2 separate regions of the Homo sapiens genome follow, and region 1 is linked to region 2. Evidence: chromatin loops called from intact Hi-C (ENCODE). Cell type or tissue: endothelial cell of umbilical vein. All regions are shown on one strand. Links, peaks and the distances in the headings refer to the core of each region. The heading gives the core; the rest is flanking DNA. Region 1 overlaps DIS3L2 (DIS3 like 3'-5' exoribonuclease 2). Region 2 overlaps DIS3L2 (DIS3 like 3'-5' exoribonuclease 2).

Region 1 (8,328 bases), core at 10-8,009, 56 kb after region 2:
GCCTTACCAGGGAAGACCAGCTGGGGGTTTTGGTCAGAGCCACCCACACAGACCCACTCTTTGCCTTGGCTCATGTCATTAGGCCTCGTGTACCTGTGGAATCATACAAAATACAGAATATTTTGCATAATATCCTGTATTTGGAGAGTGAATGGGAGTTAGTTCCTGCCGGCCTCAGAGAACATGATTTTAGTGTGGTGCCTGGAGCAAAGAGAAGGAAGGAAGAGTCTAAGCCTGCCAAGCTGCGCTCATCCACGCTGGGTTCAGGCACGAGTCAAATCTGTTGGCTACACTAAAAAAACACGTACTGACCTGATCCAAACGAAGTGCGCCGTCCACAAAGCGCTGCTGGCGTAACTGCTTGGCAATTCCGTGGAGATTCAAGACGGCCTGGTGTACCTCCTCGCTGCTATGCTCTGGGGAAATGGGGGGCAGCTCTTTCGCAGGGATTTTCTCAGTTGGGCTTTCAATCATGCTCTGTGCATGCTCGTAGCTAAGTTTGGTGCAGGAGCGGATGATGGTCCGGCCAAACCATTCATCAAGGATCTGCAAAGATGGACAGATTACAAGGGAATTGTGAGGACAAATGTTTTTCAGGTTTTTCTTCCTTCAGCCATTCATCCATACACATTCAACAAAGATTTATTGAGCACTGACTGTGTGCTCGGAATGGTGGCAGGTTCAGGCTAGGCACCCAGATGAATCAGAGATGGAAGCTGCTGCCCTCAGGGAGCTTAGTCTCCACCTGGCGTGGAATTAATCCAATGGGCACTGGACACCTATGGACGGTCCCCAAGCACACCAGTGGCACAGGCAAGGCATGCTGGAGGCTTTTTCATTAGTTTCGGTGAGTGGGCATCAATGTCGACACTGAGAGTAGTAGAGGAGAGAGCTGCCAACAATGTGGCAGACAGGGACTCTGCAGGCTTGGGAACAGCTCGGATGTGGAGTGAGGGAGAAGGGGGAGGTGGGGCCACTGACAAAAAGAGTGAACACAGGTGGAGAAGCAAGATGAGGCTAGAAAGAGGAAACCCATTCCGACTTTTCCATTTGGGGCACATATGTAGAGACAGAAGTCTAGAACAGGCTTCTCAATCTTGGCACTGTTGGGCTGAATAATTCCTTGTTGGCCAGGGGGCTGAACTGTATATTATAAAATGTTCAGCAGTATCCCTGGCCTCTATCCACTGGATGTCAGGAGCACCTCTCCCTACCAAGTTGATAATCAAAAATGTCTCCAGACATGGCCAAATGTCTTCTAGGGGAAAGCTGGCCCAGGCTGAGAACCACTGGGCTTGAAGGAGATATACCCAAGTTTAGTGGTGGTGCCAGCCGAGCGGTGGGATTACCACTGAGGTGCATTTTATTATTTTCACTTTTCTGTATTTTGTATAATAAATATGTATTACTTTTAAAACAAAAAAAGGACATTAAAACATTTTGGGGACTCCTAGGTCTGAGGTTCAGGGAGAGATGTAGGTGAGGGGATCTGGCAGGCATTCGGATGTGGGCCTGGGCCGTTTGGAGGTGGAAGGGTCTATGGAAGAAAGGGCGGTTGGGGGAGGTGGGGCTGCTTGGCCTAACACCTCCTTCATGTTAAGGAGAGAAGAGAAGCCAGGGAATGAAAACAGTAGAAAAAACAAGAGAGCTGAGAGAGACAGGACAAAAACCAGGAGTGACCGATGTTAGGAAAAGCAGGAGAAAAGAGCTTTAAGAAAGGGGACTCAAAGACAACACAGGGCACTCAGAGAGCAATTGCTATGAGACAGGCATTGTTCACACTCTCCATATGGCAACTATTTAATTCTCATAACAATGCTATGAGGTAGGAATTTTGCTATCCTCTTCTTCAGTTGAGGAAACTAAGACATAGAGAAATTAAGGAATTTGCCCAAGGTTACACTGCTAGAGACTGGCAAAGCTGGGAACTGAACCCAGGCAGTCCAGCCCTAGAGTCTCTCTAAACCGCAAGTGTATGTCCAATGCCACTTGGATGTCAAGGAGGAGAAAACAAAGACAAGCTCCTGGCATTGAGCATTTGCTGGCTGGTGGTGTTTATGAAGGCTATTTTAGGAAAATATAGGACAGGGGCAGAGTCACACTGCAAAGGTTTAAGGCATGTACTGCAAATGGGTTCTGGAGACGCTGTGAGGAGGGCTCTAGCTCTTCTTACTCCCAGGGCAGCCAGAGCTTCGGCCTCCCATCAGCCTCATGCACACGTCCCCGGTGCTACTCAAACAGCAACATCTTCTGTGTGTGACATGACATGAAAAAACCTGGGAAGCACCAGGTTAAGGATAGGTGGGGGCATCGGAAGCGGAGGCAATGCAACCAGTGTGGATGACCACTTCCAAAAGAACAGGAGGGAAGGAGCGCTTTGGAATGAGCAGAACAGAGGGCTGTGTGGCAGTTGTAGGGTAAAGAAGAGAAACCAGCACTGAAGGAAGACTGAAGACACAAGAGAACAAAAGGGATCTTGGGCCAAATGGAGGCCATCCATCCTGGACAGAGGAAGCCCAGCCTGGTGGGGAGGAAGGAAGGAAGGAAAGGGCAGGAGACCCTGAAGGGAAGAAGAGGGAAGCTGAGAGCATGACTATCACAGAACCCCAATCTATGTAGTTGAGCATGAGGCAAAGTACAAAGGAGGCTAGGTGGAGTTTGAGGGCCTGAGGAGAATGGAAAAGCTCTGGATAAATGCGTGGAAGTGTATTTTCTGTGCAAGAAAAGGGAGGGAGCACCAGTCAAGAGTAGAACATTTTACCTTTTAACCTGGGCTTGCAGACATCCCCCTTGCCTTGCTCTTCACCAGCCAACCCTTCTGTTCACAAGCTCTCAGACAATGCTTTCCGAAAAAGCCAGTTGAAGAGTATGTAGGCATTCCCCATGGGGAAGGACTGAGCCCAGCCCAGGTGCTGTTCACACCACAAAGCCTCCAGGGAATACAGCTTCTGCCCTGAAAGGCTGGAGAGACCACTTTGGTACCTTCACCCTCCCTTAAAGGAAGAATCAATACTCTTGAAAAATGGCAGCCATGGGGTAGAGGAAAAGAATGGTGGCAACTACTCACATTTTTATCCAGAGCAAAGTCTTATAAGAATCTTGAATCTGTAATCACTGACTTTAACTTTTCTTTTAAAAAAATCCTGAAACTATTCTTTCCATATTATTCCAAGAACTACCACTATCCAAAGATATAAGGGATTCAAATAATCTCACAAATCTTCCACTGTGGCAAGCAGGTCTGAATTTGGCTCTCAGGAAGCATGTGTGTGCTGTGGGCAAAAGCAACTGTAGAGTCAATTCCAGGTACCACCTGACAGTCCCAGTGGGGAGTGCCATGTGCAGGTCTCCAGAAGAGTCTGAAGAGCCCCTTTTAGGCTCAGCCAGGCTTGTCCTCTTCGCACATCCACATTTCCTGAAGAGCTGCTCCAGCCTCCTCTGGAATGACAGGGCCATGACCTCTTCATTCTTGTGGTCTCAAGGGTTTCCCCTGGTGATTTAGCTTGCTTCCTTTTCTACATTTCATTCCAAACCCAGTCACTCCTCCTGTGCGTCTACATTGGGCTGTACAGTCTGCCTTCAGCATGCTCAGGGAACGTCAGTTTCAGTTCTATTCCACTGTTCTCTTTCACATTTCACAAGTGGTCTGGAGGTTCCCTCCAGCATCCAGCATTCAGGTCACAGGGTCTGCAGCCTCCCAGGGTCTGCGGTCTTTTTCCCTAGTGAATGCTCCAGCACAGGGCAACCACTGCACCCTGATCGGGCATTTGCTTTCACATAAGCCATGGGTCAAGAACTGCTTTCAAAATCTAGTGAATTTTGGCCAAGCACGGTGGCTCATGCCTGCAATCCCAGCACTTTGGGAAGTCAAGGCGGGTGGACTGCTTGATGTCAGGAGTTTGGCATCCTGGCCTGGCCAACACAATGGAACCCCGTTTCCACAAAAAAACAAAAACAAAAACAAAAATTAGCCGGGCATGGTAGTGCGCACCTGTAATCCCAACTACTCAGAAAGGTGAGGCATGAGAATTGCTTGAGTCTGGGAGGTGTTGGTTGCAGCGAGCCGAAGTTGCGCCACTGCACTCCAGCTTGGGCGACACAGTGAGACTCGGTCTCAAAAAAACAAAACAAACAGAAAAAAACTTAGTGAATGCTCCAGGCCCTCCTCCCTGAAATATTTATGCATAAAACGTAGCAGCAAGTTCCACGAGGTTCCCAGACACCCCTGTACCCTGCAGGCCCACGTCTCCTGGCTCTAAGCACATCTCTGTAGCTCCTTCTCACCCCTCTGATTGCTGGCCCTGACCAGGAGCCACTTGGAATCCTAAGGTATTCCTAAAATTGATTACCTGAGACTTGCCCAAAGCAGCAGCTTGTCACTCTTTACCAAAGCCTGCTCACCGCCTATGCTGGCATTGGCTACCAGTTCATTTGAGCTCCTTTTTTTTTTTCCTTAATGGGCACCTCTACTTTGTTTCCTTATCAGTCAAGATAGATAAGATGTCCCTTCCTAACAGCACATAGGAACACCACCAAATTGGAGACTGCAGTGCTGATGATCACTTTCCCATAGCTGTTTTGCTTCACTTCAGTCGTCTTCCTTAACGCCTGCAACCCTGAAAATCCATCCCAACCTTCTCTTTAAATACACGAAGGGCTGAGGTAGAAGCTTGAAGAGCCATCAGGAACTTCCTGCTCAGGCACAGGGACCTCTGGCAGCCGAATCTACTATGCCTTAACACAGTCCAGTGCTTCTGGGAGTCACACCTGACATGTACTAAAAAATGACTAGGCCAGGGAAAGAAGGCCTGAAACCATCTTCTGCAGACGCCAAGCAGAAAAGAAAGGAGTCTGTTGTCGTCTGACACAGAGAAAGGCAGCAAGAAAGCAAAGATCCAAATGGAGGGGGTCCTCGGAATAGCCAACCTCACAGTATGTAAGGCAGGCCTCTCTGTATGGAACACCTCATTACTTTCCAATTTGGAAACTGGATTCACATCAATGCCCAGTGCATAACCAAAGCCAGTGGCAGAAGACAAAAGGACAGAGTTTTTCACGGAAAAAGTAGAAACAGCAGGGAGAGCTTCAGAAACAAAACACTTCATAAAGAAGATCATGTCTTTCCTCTTTCCTTTTTTTTTTTTTTTTTTTTTTGAGACAGAGTCTCGCTCTGTCACTCTGTCACTCTGTCACCAGGTTGGAGTGCAGTGGCACGATCTGGGCTCACTGCAACCTCCGCCTCCCGGGTCCAAGTGATTCTCCTGCCTTAGCCTCCTGAGTAGCTGGGACTACAGGCACATGCCACCATGCCCGGCTCATTTTCTGTATTTTTAGTAGAGACGGGGTTTCACCATGTTGGCCAGGATGGTCTCTAACTCCAGACCTCGTGATCCGCCCGCTTTGGCCTCCCAAAGTGCTGGGATTACAGGCATGAGCCACCACACCTGGCCCCTCTTTTCTTTCTTAATCACAGGATTTGGGTCACTCTTCTGTAGGCAGGTGAGTTTACTGCACATACTCTGGAATACCACTGTTCAGAATGTCAAATTAAATACAGTGCCAACACTGACTGAAGGCGTATTACTGGGAAAAAACTACTGAAAAAGGAGTACATAATTATGTACTACAGCACTGTAATTCAAGGCCTACCTACTGTACTAAGTAAGACCGGAAGTAGTCTAACACTCGGAGTATTCTTAAACCTACTACTTCTAAAATCTCCTTAACACATCTGGGAGGAGTGCATTGTTCAGCCCATTTTACAGTTGAGAAAACAGGCCAGGAACTTGTCAAAAGTCATACAAACTCCTAAGTGGCGGCCAAGACCAGATCCAGTTAAAGACAGACCCAAAATCTAGTGTTACTTTTATTCCATTTCAGGTGAAGGTCATAAATTAGACAGAGGCAGATGATGAAGTAAAATAAACCAAGTATGTCTCAAACACACATCAACTTTCTATATTGATACAGAAGTATGACCACTTCCTTTGAAAATTATTCAGTTCCATTCAAATGTATCTTTAAATTTATCCTCTGAAAAATGTCAGCACTTCATTAAGATGTATCTCTGGCTGAAAAAACTGCAAGTGGGGTTAACTTATAATCTTAAATAATTAGGTACAAAATCACTTTTGCAGGAGCTCCGGGCTTCCGTATGCAAAATATTTTGTTCAAAAAAATATGAGGAAGAAAGAAACCTTTTCCTGACTGGAACAAAACCAGGCTGTTTGGAGTGACGGAGGGTGGGAGGGAGGTGGAGTGGATTTTGGCTGCTTCTTAGAGCTACGAAAACAGGGCAATCATCCTTAGTAGGGGCAGCCCGGCAGTGAGAAAAGTCAAAGGTGCCAAGAAGCAAGTGTCTGAAAAGGACTAGGCAGAGAGAGGACGGGCTGGAAGAGAGCAGAGAGAGGCAGGTCATGCCTGTGGTGGAAAGGACGCAAACTTGCTAGGGAAGGTCCTAGTAACTGCAGAGGACAGAGGCAGTGGGGTGGCTAGAGCAAACAAGAGGCTACTCCACAAGCCCCAGTCCTCACACTAGGGCCATCATCACTAAGCAAAGCTCAGGCTTCCCCTGAAAAAGGGAGAGACGAACACAGTAAGATTAAGGCATGAATATCTAGACTGAAGCACCATTGCACACAATCCACTTATACACCCAGCAGAATGCTCGCTTTCTCTTCACAGGTGGCTCACTGCAACTTCTGCCTCCTGGGTTCAAGCAATTCTCCTGCCTCAGCCTCCCAAGTAGCTGGGACTACAGGTGCCCACCACCATGCCTGGCTAATTTTTGTATTTTTAGTAGAGACAGGGTTTCACCATGTTGGCCAAGCTGGTCTTGAACTCCTGACCTCAGGTGATCTGCCCACCTCAGCCTCCCAAAGTGCTGAGATTAAAGGTATGAGCCACCATGCCCAGCCAAATATTTATTTATTTATTCATTCATTTATATTTTAGAAACAGGGTCTCGATCTGTTCTCAATCTGATCAAGTGATCCTCCTGCCTCAGCCTCCTAAGTAGCGGCAAGGCAGAGAGAAATTTTGATGTGGAAAGGGGGACCTCAGCAGTTGAAGTTGGCTAGCCTCTCTCGTTTCCAAGAAGGAGGAATGAAAGGTACTTGGGAGAATGATGGGTCTTAAAGGAAAGAGGAGTGGAAAGCAAGGTTGAGGTTGGAACCGAAGAAAAAAGGCTTGGAACCTAGTGACGAATAAAAGGATTCCCAAGTAGCACTGAAGGTTCAGCTGAGAAAGCCCCAACTGGTACACAACATAGTTCTACAATGTCCAATTCTCAGAATGGAATGAGTTAAGCAGGGAGGAAAAGATCTGCTCAGCTACAAGGAAGGGGCAGAGGCTTGAAGGATATGAGAAGATGGCAGGTGGGGAAACTCAACCTTGACTGATGTCAGGTCCCTGGAGCTGGGGAGGGGGCCTGCAGCACAGCAGAGAGCTCAGTTACACATAAAAGGCAGCTTCTCTCCTGTGAGCAGCAATGCTCCAGGACATGAGAGGAGATGCTGGTTGCAGGAAGACTCTGGAGTCTATGCATTTCCAGCACAGAAGACAGGCAGAAAAGAACAAGGAAAAAGTTACCATTGTAAGGGGGCGTTTTATCTTTTATTGTGAATGAGAGATTGGAAAGTTTTAATGGAGAGACAAGGCTTAAGATTCAGAAGGATCACTCTGACAGCTGTATGCAGAGGAGATGACGTGGGGCAAGAGCAGAGGCTGCAAGGACAGTCAGGAGGCCACTGTATCTGTCAAGGTGAGAGAGAATAGCTTGGACGCAGGTATTAGTGCCGGTAGTTAAGGAAGGGGGCTGATTCTGGAGGCATTCAGAAAGCAAAGCAGCGATGACACACTGGCAGACTGGATGCAGATGTAGCATGAGAGAAAGACCAAAGTCAAGAATGACCCCGTGGTTTTTGACCTAAGTAAATGGCTGAAATAGGCGACTTCCATAGTACACTCCAGGTCCTGACTAATCCTGTACAGCACACAGCAGGGATGTCACAGGAGACGCAAACTGAGGATAGCTAATCAATTGTGAGACCCTTCTTTTATTATTCTGATCTTTGGCCCTAAGATTCTAAGGTTCTAAGGTCTAAGGACTTAGTTACTAAGTCAGAGAATAAGACTCTCACAACCAACATGTGAGAAATATGCTAAAAATAAATTATTCAGCGTTTATTGACCTAAAAGCCTGAGCACTAGCTTAATGAATGCATACATGTCCAAGATTTTCTTGTGAGTGTTTAAAAAAAAATTTAGTAGGCGTTAAGAAAACGTTGGAACAATCTTTCTATAGCTGACCATGCCTGCTCCAGAAAG
Region 2 (8,328 bases), core at 125-8,124:
GCCAAGCCCATCTTGTAGGGCAGCCTGGGTTGCAGAGGGCAGCCCTGTTTATCCAGGATTTTCAGATGCATTAAGAAAGCTCTCCTGGTACCTGGGATGCTGACTAGCAATCTGGGAGCTTCTTCACAGGTAGGTTAGGCCAAGCCCAGGCAGCCAAGCCCAGGCAGCCTTCAGGCCTCCCCTGGGTGAGAATTGTTGTTCCTGGTAGAGGCTGTAGCACCCAGAACTCTCTGGCCTCAGTCCAGCTGCCTCTGCCTGGGAGGAGGCCTTGCCCAACACCCCAGGAGGGCCCTGTGTGGTCCGCTGAGCTGTGCAGCCACCAAGATGGAGAGTAACTGTGCTGTCTGATTAATGGTGCTTATGCCTGTCCATTTACCAGTAAATCTTTGTGATACTCAAGCCCAGTTCCTCATGTGCCATGTTTGGCTGTTGTGGAAGTACTGTCAAATGGTCATTTGCAACAAAACAAAGAACTGGCTGCTAGTTTCACCAGGACATGCTTATACGTAGCATGCAGTCCAGGGTGTGTCCACTGTGTGCCAACCACACAGTGTCGTGTGCACCCCACATGGGAAGGCCAGTGTGGTAGGGTGCTGGGTGCTGTTGCCCTCTGCTTCTCTCAACCACCACAGTGTCTTGTGTGCCAACCACACAAGACACTGGGTGCTCCTTACTCGATACCATCTGCCCAGGAATGGCCCAGCCAGCCATGTGGGAGCAGACCACACCTCCCTGCTGGGTATGGAGGCCAGCAGTGCTAAGACTGGCAGTAGGAGTTCTGAGAAAGGAGTGGCCATGGCCACTGCACTCAAGGAACATGAAGGGAAGACCCCCGCCCTGTGTTGTATCTGGAATGCTCCTGGGGTTTCAGGGAGAGACGGTGGGGAGGTGGTGGGAAGAAGAGCCATTCTCCTTCTATCCATGATCTTTAGGGATTCCTCCTCATTCCAACAAGCATGACAAGATGGAACACAGAGGCTTGGTGAGGCGGCTCTCTGCTCTGCTCAGTTCTCCAGGGCTTGGCCAGGCCTCTTCCCTCTGGTTCTTGTCCCATGACTCTGTCCTGTCACCTTCTCACTTGCCTCCCCTGGGGTGGGTTGGGGCCTACAGGGTCCCACACTGACACTCCAGCCGGGAGAAGCAGAGGGCAACAGCACCCAGCACCCTGCCGCGCTGGCCTTCCCATGCGGGGTGCTCACAACACTGAGAGCCACTCCCTGCATCCTTTGTTCACCTCCCCCCTGGCCTTTGTCACCCCCTTGCAAATGCTGTCTTACATACCTGTCTTCCTCGATGGGCTGTGGGCTTCAAGGGAAGGAACTGGGCCCTTCTCTTGTGCTCAGTGCAGTACCTGGCACTAATAGGCGTCCAATAATGTTTGCTGGACAAGCAAACGAATGATGTTTACAACTGGGCCAGAGAACACTTGGCGAAACTGGTCCTCCAACCCACGAGGGTGTGGGCAGACTTCTCAGCGCCCTTCCATGAACTCTGAGGACTTTCCTAGGGGTCGTTTTCTAAGTTTGATGGTGGGAAAGGGCCCATGTGGCACAGAACACAATTCTGAATATAAGGGCTTCCTGAAGATTCTTGCAAGTTACCCTTGTTTGAGCCCAGCTTCCTGGGCACCCCGACCACTACTGGCCTCTGGCCTCTGGCCTCTGTGGAGGCCTGGCCTTGCAGGAGTGGGTTCTCCATTGTGGATCGGCAGCTTCACTTTATAACAGAGCCCAGAGGGCAGCAGCAACTTGCCAGTATTCTTGTATTGCTAAAGTCAGGGGGGAAAGGTAGGGCACTGTCAACCACACACAACCTGGGTAACCTTAGGCAGACTACTTAACCTCTCTAACTTCTTCTACCTACCTCGCAGGGTTATTCTAGTGAGGATTAAATGAGATAAACTTTGTTATCTTATTTAACATTATAAGCTCTGACCTATTGTTAACTATTCCATAAATATTAGTGTTATTATGAAAACCTTCTGCACTGAATTAAGGAGACAATTAATTCAGTGACAATTCAGAGACAATTAGAGGTGTAATTAAAAAATAGAAGAGGCTAGGAGTGGTGGCTCACACCTGTAATCCCAGCACTTTGGGAGGCTGAGGTGAGCAGATCCCTTGAGGCCAGGAATTCGAGACCAGGCTGGCCAACATAGTGAAACCCCATCTCTACTAAAAATACAAAAATTAGCCAGGCGTGGTGGAGGGCACCTGTAATCCCAGCTACCCGGGAGGCTGAGGCACATGAATCGCTTGAACCCGGCAAGCAGAGGTTACAGTGAGCAGAGATCGGGCCACTGTACTCCAGCCTGGGCAACAGAGTGAGACTCTGCCTACCTTCTACCTCCCCACCCCGCCAAAATAGAAGAATGTTAGGAACACAGAACATGAGAGGAAAAAAGAGCAAATACTGCATACTCCCAGGAGACATTTGTCCAGCATCTGCTGAACACCTCTGTGTTCCCAACACTGTGCAGGGGCTGGGATGAAGTGACTGTCCTTGCTCTTGGGCACAGGGAATCAGATCAACACACACTCACTCCCCTACCTCCCAACCCCTGTCCAAATCTTATTAGCATAAAAAGTGGCTTGTTTCCGCAGCACTTACTGCCTGGGCGAGGAAAGCCTTTCACACACATTCTCCACACTCTACCCACAAATGTGTTTCCCTTCCATTGCAAGGACTGTCCATGGGTCATGAAGCCAAGGGTAATAACCTGCCTCCCAGGGCACACAGCGAGGTACTGGTGGTTCTGAGGCTAATGCTGCCTTAAGGATGTGAGAGTTAAGCTCGATGACACTAACAGCTGGGAAATTCACCAGGAAAAAAGCCCAAAGGAATGAAAAGTTCCTTCCTCTTCAGGAACGGTACAATGAAAAATCACAACAATGGTTTCCTAGAAGATTTATGACACAAAAGATAGCGACCAGCTAACTGATCTTTTATCTACACCAAAGACTTAATGACAGGAAACAGATTTAGATTAAACTGGAGGGCTGTTAAACTAAAGAAGAACAATTCAATAATAAGCACAATATCTTGCTTACCTAAAACTTAATCACATTTGATCTTATGTCTTTGAAACATGAAGCAGAACCAGGAAATAGGCAGAAGCAGGGCCTGTGGGCAGCCAGCGCAGAGGTGGGGCCGGGAACCCAAGTGTGCCTCCTGGGAAGTCCTTCCTTCCCACCTCACTCAGAGCCTTTCCTCCCATTGAACAGAATCCTAACAGCTTGCCTCGGCTTCCTCACAGATTCCACGCTCCCCACAAAGCCTCATGCTTGGAGTGGCTGGAGAGGGTGCTACAGGTTCTCCGGACAGCCACGGAGAAGTGACAACTGGCCCTGACTGTAAAGGCAGAGACAAAGACAGGGCAGGGCCCCAGCAAAATCAGTGAAAATACACAGCATTGTGTGGACATCTAGTGTGGAGGCGAATGACACTGTGGAGTACAGGGGACCCCATTAAAGAACAGGACATAATCGTAAGGAACAAGGTTTTGGCGCCTGGAAGAATAAATCCTCTCTGTAGAATGACTCCTTCCTTCTTATTCTAGGTAGCACAAACATTAACAGATTTATAGAACAACAAAGGCTGTGCTGGAAGCTGATGAGCCGCTGCCCAGGAGGCTACTGTGAAGCCGCAGTGGCATGCCAGGGCTCGCGAACACACAGACACACCAATGCCAGGGCACTCAGGGAAGGGAGCTGCTGAGAGCGGGGTCCCCGACCCCAGGTGATGAGCCATGTCCTCTGCCATCTCTGCTACCCATTCATCACAGTCTACTCTCCAGTTTGGCACCTACCCCCTACTGGTAACCCGGGCTTGGAGGGTGGACCCTGGGTCTCACCTAGCTTTGGGGTAGGTGTGGGGTCACATGGGGTTGGCTTGGGGGTAGCCCAAAGTCAGTGGAATGATCTATGTTGTTCATCTCAGCCAGGCCTTGCTGTGTTGGGCTTTCAGAGCAGCTGCGGAAGTTGGCCACTTCCTCTTGCTTAATTCAGTGGGCATGAGCTGGGCGCTTGCTCTGAGTCACTCTACGAAATCTTTTCGCAGCTGTGTTCCGGCCATCAGAGAAGCATCCGCAGAACAGACAGCAAACATGTTCTTCTTCAATACGTGAAGCAGCCACTAGGCGATTTATAGCCATTGATAGCCTGTGCCTGTCATCAAGCACAGCAATTCCTTCAGGCTCTAGAGGCTTCCTGCCCAACCACCAAGAAAAAGCCACAAAGCCTCAGAGAGCTGGGAGTGGCAGTGAAGACAGATCAGAAACACTACCCCACAGATAGCACAGCCAAAAGCTAAGAGAGCCAAGCACATCTGGTTACCTGCCAGGCAGCCACAGAAGATGACAACCATGGGCACCTTTCTTCAGGCTCAAACCCAACATGCAGTCCTATGACCTGTTTCTTTTATGGGCTAACCTCCTTGAGAGTATATCTCAGACCTCTGTGGCCTGAGCCTGGGCTCTGGGCTTTCAGTACCGGAGTGAGGGTTTTTACAGCAGAGACATTTGCTACTTTAAGTACCTGAATATGCCCTGGGTCTGGGCCAGCACACCGGTATGGGGGTGGGGAGGGCTGGAGGCGCTCACCCCACTTGCCAGGAATTGAGTGTCCCTGTTCATCAAACAGGGACCTGGCCTGAATATCACAGTCTCTTCTAGAACTCCTTGAAGTCTTGGGAAGGGGCAAGCCTCCTTGGGTTTAAAGACCGCCTGGCAGTACTATCTGCTTAAAAAGCTTAGCATGAGGGACCAGAGAGCTGGCTTCCCCCTGGGGATGCAAACCTGTGGTTGGAGAAATACCCAGAGAGGCAGAGAGAGAAACGAGTCATTCCAGGACCTTCTGAGAAAGGTATGGATGTGGCAGGTACAGATATACGGAAAACAAAAATGGTCATTCTCACCGACCCTCTGTCACTGGTAAGAACACATCTTCATGTGCTATAAAGTAACTGGGAAAGAAAATCAAAGAGCTCCGAGTCATGCTGGATTGCTGCAGCGCCAGGAGGCTCCCCAGAATGGAGGGAGCTGCAGTCCATCGCAAAAACATGAAGAAAGCAAATGGCAACGTGACAGACAGGAAATCTTATTCAAGAAAGGGAAAGTGTTAGCTGCTTAATGTAACTCTATGTTAAATCGACAATGAAAACATTTACTCTTTAAGGTCTTTAAGAGTTTTGAAATATCTAGTTTTGAGAGTTCCTGGTGTTCTAGAATTTTCTGTCTCATAGGGAAATCTCTTGGGGCATCCATGGGTATTTGGGCTGCAAAAGGTGGAGTGTGAGAATAGTGAGGGGCATTCTCGGGCTAGGGAGCTCCCTTCAGCCCCAGGGCCCTGAGGCCTCCGGGGCCTGCTCGGTTTGGGTCTCGACCCTCTCTGTCCTCTTCATTCCTCCAAGTCTCAGCGAAAGGGATTCTGTGAACCCATGTAGGATGCATAACCCTCAAAATGGGACAGCTGAGACTCTACAGGGCTTAAAAATATAGGATCTACCTTGCAACCTGAGCAGCCCGCCCAGGAGGAAAGCCTTCAATCCTACCTCCCAGCACCAGACAACAGGCGACAGAATGACAGCACAGGCTGGAGAATGCCCTATACTGGGCCCAGTGGGTGCTGGGCCGGTGCTGAGGAGGGCTGCAGCCCTTTAGGGCCACAGGCAGGCCCAGAGGGCTCCTTTCCATGGCAATGGAAATCAGGGAAAGGTGGGATGGGGCAGGTGATAGTGTCATATGGTTTGGCTCTGTGTCCCCACCCAAATCTCATCTTGTAGCTCCCATAATTCCTATGTGTTGTGGGAGGGACGTGGTGGGAGATAACTGAATCACGGGGGCAGGTCTTTCTCATGCTGTTCTCATGATAGTGAATGGGTCTCACAAGATCTGATGGTTTTAAAAATGGGAGTTTCTCTGCACATGCCCTCTCTTGGCCTGCTGCCATCCTTGTAAGATGTGACTTGCTCCTCCTTGCCTTCTGCCATGATTGTGAGGACTCCCCAGCCAGGTGGAACTGTAAGTCCAACAAACCTCTTTCTTTTGTAAACTGCCCAGTCTCAGGTATGTCTTTATCAGTAGCATGAAAATGGACTAAAACACAGGGATATAAAGAGATTTGGGGTAGGAGGTTACTGGGGAAAGGAAAAGATGCTGCATATACCTGTGAGGCAATAATAGTTTAGCAACTTTTCTCTCGGTCATCTATGACAAAAGTGGTATTTTTACGACCTCGTGGGTTCACGTTCAATATTCTACCAAGGAATCAGGGAGCAGTAAAGAGAGCATGGGTTTTGAAGTCAGACAGATCTGTTTGAATCCTTGTTCAAATGTACAGCCATGAGATCCTTCTGTAAAATGGCCAAGGCAAAACCTCCTCACAAGGTTAAAATGAGGAGTAGCAGTCTTGTGATAAACATTAGTTCCTTTTCATTTAAATAAAAAATCAGATATCATTTTCCTAGCTCCTAGCTCATAAATCACCACTTAAAACTTAAAAAAAAGTTCCCAAATTGAAAACTCATCTTGGGGAAAAATAAAGTGTATACTAAAGAGAACACCAGTAAAAATTTTCATTTTCATAATCTAAGAGTGAGTTTGTGGTAAAAACTCTTCTGTTTGAGATCAGGAACAAGACATAAATGCCTATTATTATTATGTCCAGAAATACTGTACAGTGCAATAAGGCAAGAAAAATAAATACATGGCATGAGAATTGGAAAGGAAAAAGTAAAACTGTCATTATTTGCAGATGACATGATGAGGTACACTGGAAATAAAAAAGCATCTACACTGAACTGAAATATTGTTATGAAAAAAAATCTACAAATTATTTGAACCTAATAAATAAATTCAGGAAAGTAATTGATAACAAGGTCAACAAAAATAAACCATGTTTCCTTGTATTAGCAACAAAGAGAAAATTAAATTTACAAATACCATTTAAAATAGTACCACAAATCAAATACCTAGGAGTAAATCCAATGAAACATGAGCAAGATCTCTAACAGAAAATTATATTGAGAAAAATTAAAGAAGCTCTAAATAGAGGGAGGTACCATGTTTGTGAAGACTCATTATCATAAAAGTGTTGATTTTTCCCAAATTGACATATGGATTCAAAGCAATCTCAATATAAATCCTAGCAAGTTTGTGTGCATGTATGTGGCAACTGACAATCTGATTCTAAAATCTATATGGAAATGGAATGGGCCAAGAATAGCATAGGTGCTCTTTATAGAAAAAGTCCAAGTTGGAAAGTGTAGCTCTACTGGCTATCAAGATTTTTATACAAACATGAAGGTAGTGTGGTACTGGTACAAGAATAGATATATAAACCAGTGACACAGAATGGAGAGCAGAAACAGATCTGTGCATATGGGTACTTCATTTTTGACAAAGGTGGCAGTGCTAAGCTATGGGAAAGTATTTTCAAAAAATGATGCTGGGTCAACAGATACCCATATGAAAAAATAAACTTGCTGTACCATTTTCAAAAATCAATTCTAAGTAGATTCTTTTAGAATATAGACAAAGATTTCTTAAATGGTATACAAAAAGCATTTAACCATAATAAAAAAGATCGACATACTGAACTCCATTAAAATTAAGTACTTCTGTACGTTAAAATAACACCAGAGGCAGTAAAAAAGCAAACTACACAGTGGAAGATATTTGCAACATGTATAAGCAACAAAGAACTGATATCCAGAATATAGAGGACTATAAATCAAGAAGAAAAACAGAAAACCCAGTAGAAAAACAGGCAAGAAATTTGAAAAGGCACTCTACTGAATGGCCAATAAACAGATGAGCTCTCACACACTGCTTGTGAAATTACATATGATTTCAGCAATTTCATTCCTATTATATACTCAAAAGCAACACATGCATATGTGCACCAAAAGACATGTACAAGCAGATTTATAATAACCCCAAAATGGAAACAATACAAATGTTGACTGAACAAATGCAGATTGGATAAATTGATGAATGGACTATAGATGCAACAGCAAAGATGAATTCTCACAAATATAATGCTGAAAGAGAAAAGCTGGGCACAAAAGAGAATATAGTAAATAATTCCATTTATATGAAGTTCAAAGCCAGGCACAACCAATCTACAGTGTTAGAAGATAACAATGGTGGTATCCTTTTGGGAGGAGTGAGGGGCACATGGGAGGCTCCTGGAAGCTGTAATGTTCTATTTATTATTTATTTTTAAATAAAAATTTGTTAATTGTCGTTACACTGCCCGGGCTGGTGTCATACCCCTGGGCCCCAAGCAATCCTCCTGCCTTGGCCTCCCAAAGTGCTGGGATTATAGG

Evidence for each region. Hi-C counts contacts between places; a loop is a spot of excess contacts. Peaks named below come from ENCODE experiments on the same cell type or tissue, not always from the same donor. Only the 100,000 strongest peaks of a DNase experiment are listed, where the experiment ranks them.
Region 1: it touches region 2 in a loop (7-fold over the local background); 6 of 110 quality-filtered maps call a loop at or near these places.

What each region holds. Positions count from the first base shown.
Region 1 is chr2:232,255,425-232,263,752 of GRCh38, reverse strand. It overlaps DIS3L2 (DIS3 like 3'-5' exoribonuclease 2), which reads right to left. Exons shown (of 21, transcript NM_152383.5): 13 at 313-546. Among named protein-coding and RNA genes, the nearest start is that of MIR562, 87 kb to the right of the region's middle. In endothelial cell of umbilical vein, for the core only: no CTCF peak of the experiment used is centred there; a DNase peak (open chromatin) is centred at 3,492; H3K27ac peaks cover 379 bases.
Region 2 is chr2:232,311,465-232,319,792 of GRCh38, reverse strand. All of the region lies in intron 14 of DIS3L2 (DIS3 like 3'-5' exoribonuclease 2), which reads right to left. Among named protein-coding and RNA genes, the nearest start is that of ALPP, 63 kb to the left of the region's middle. RefSeq lists an enhancer at 4,255-4,424. In endothelial cell of umbilical vein, for the core only: a CTCF peak has its summit at 4,143; DNase peaks (open chromatin) are centred at 3,012 and 4,042; H3K27ac peaks cover 2,564 bases.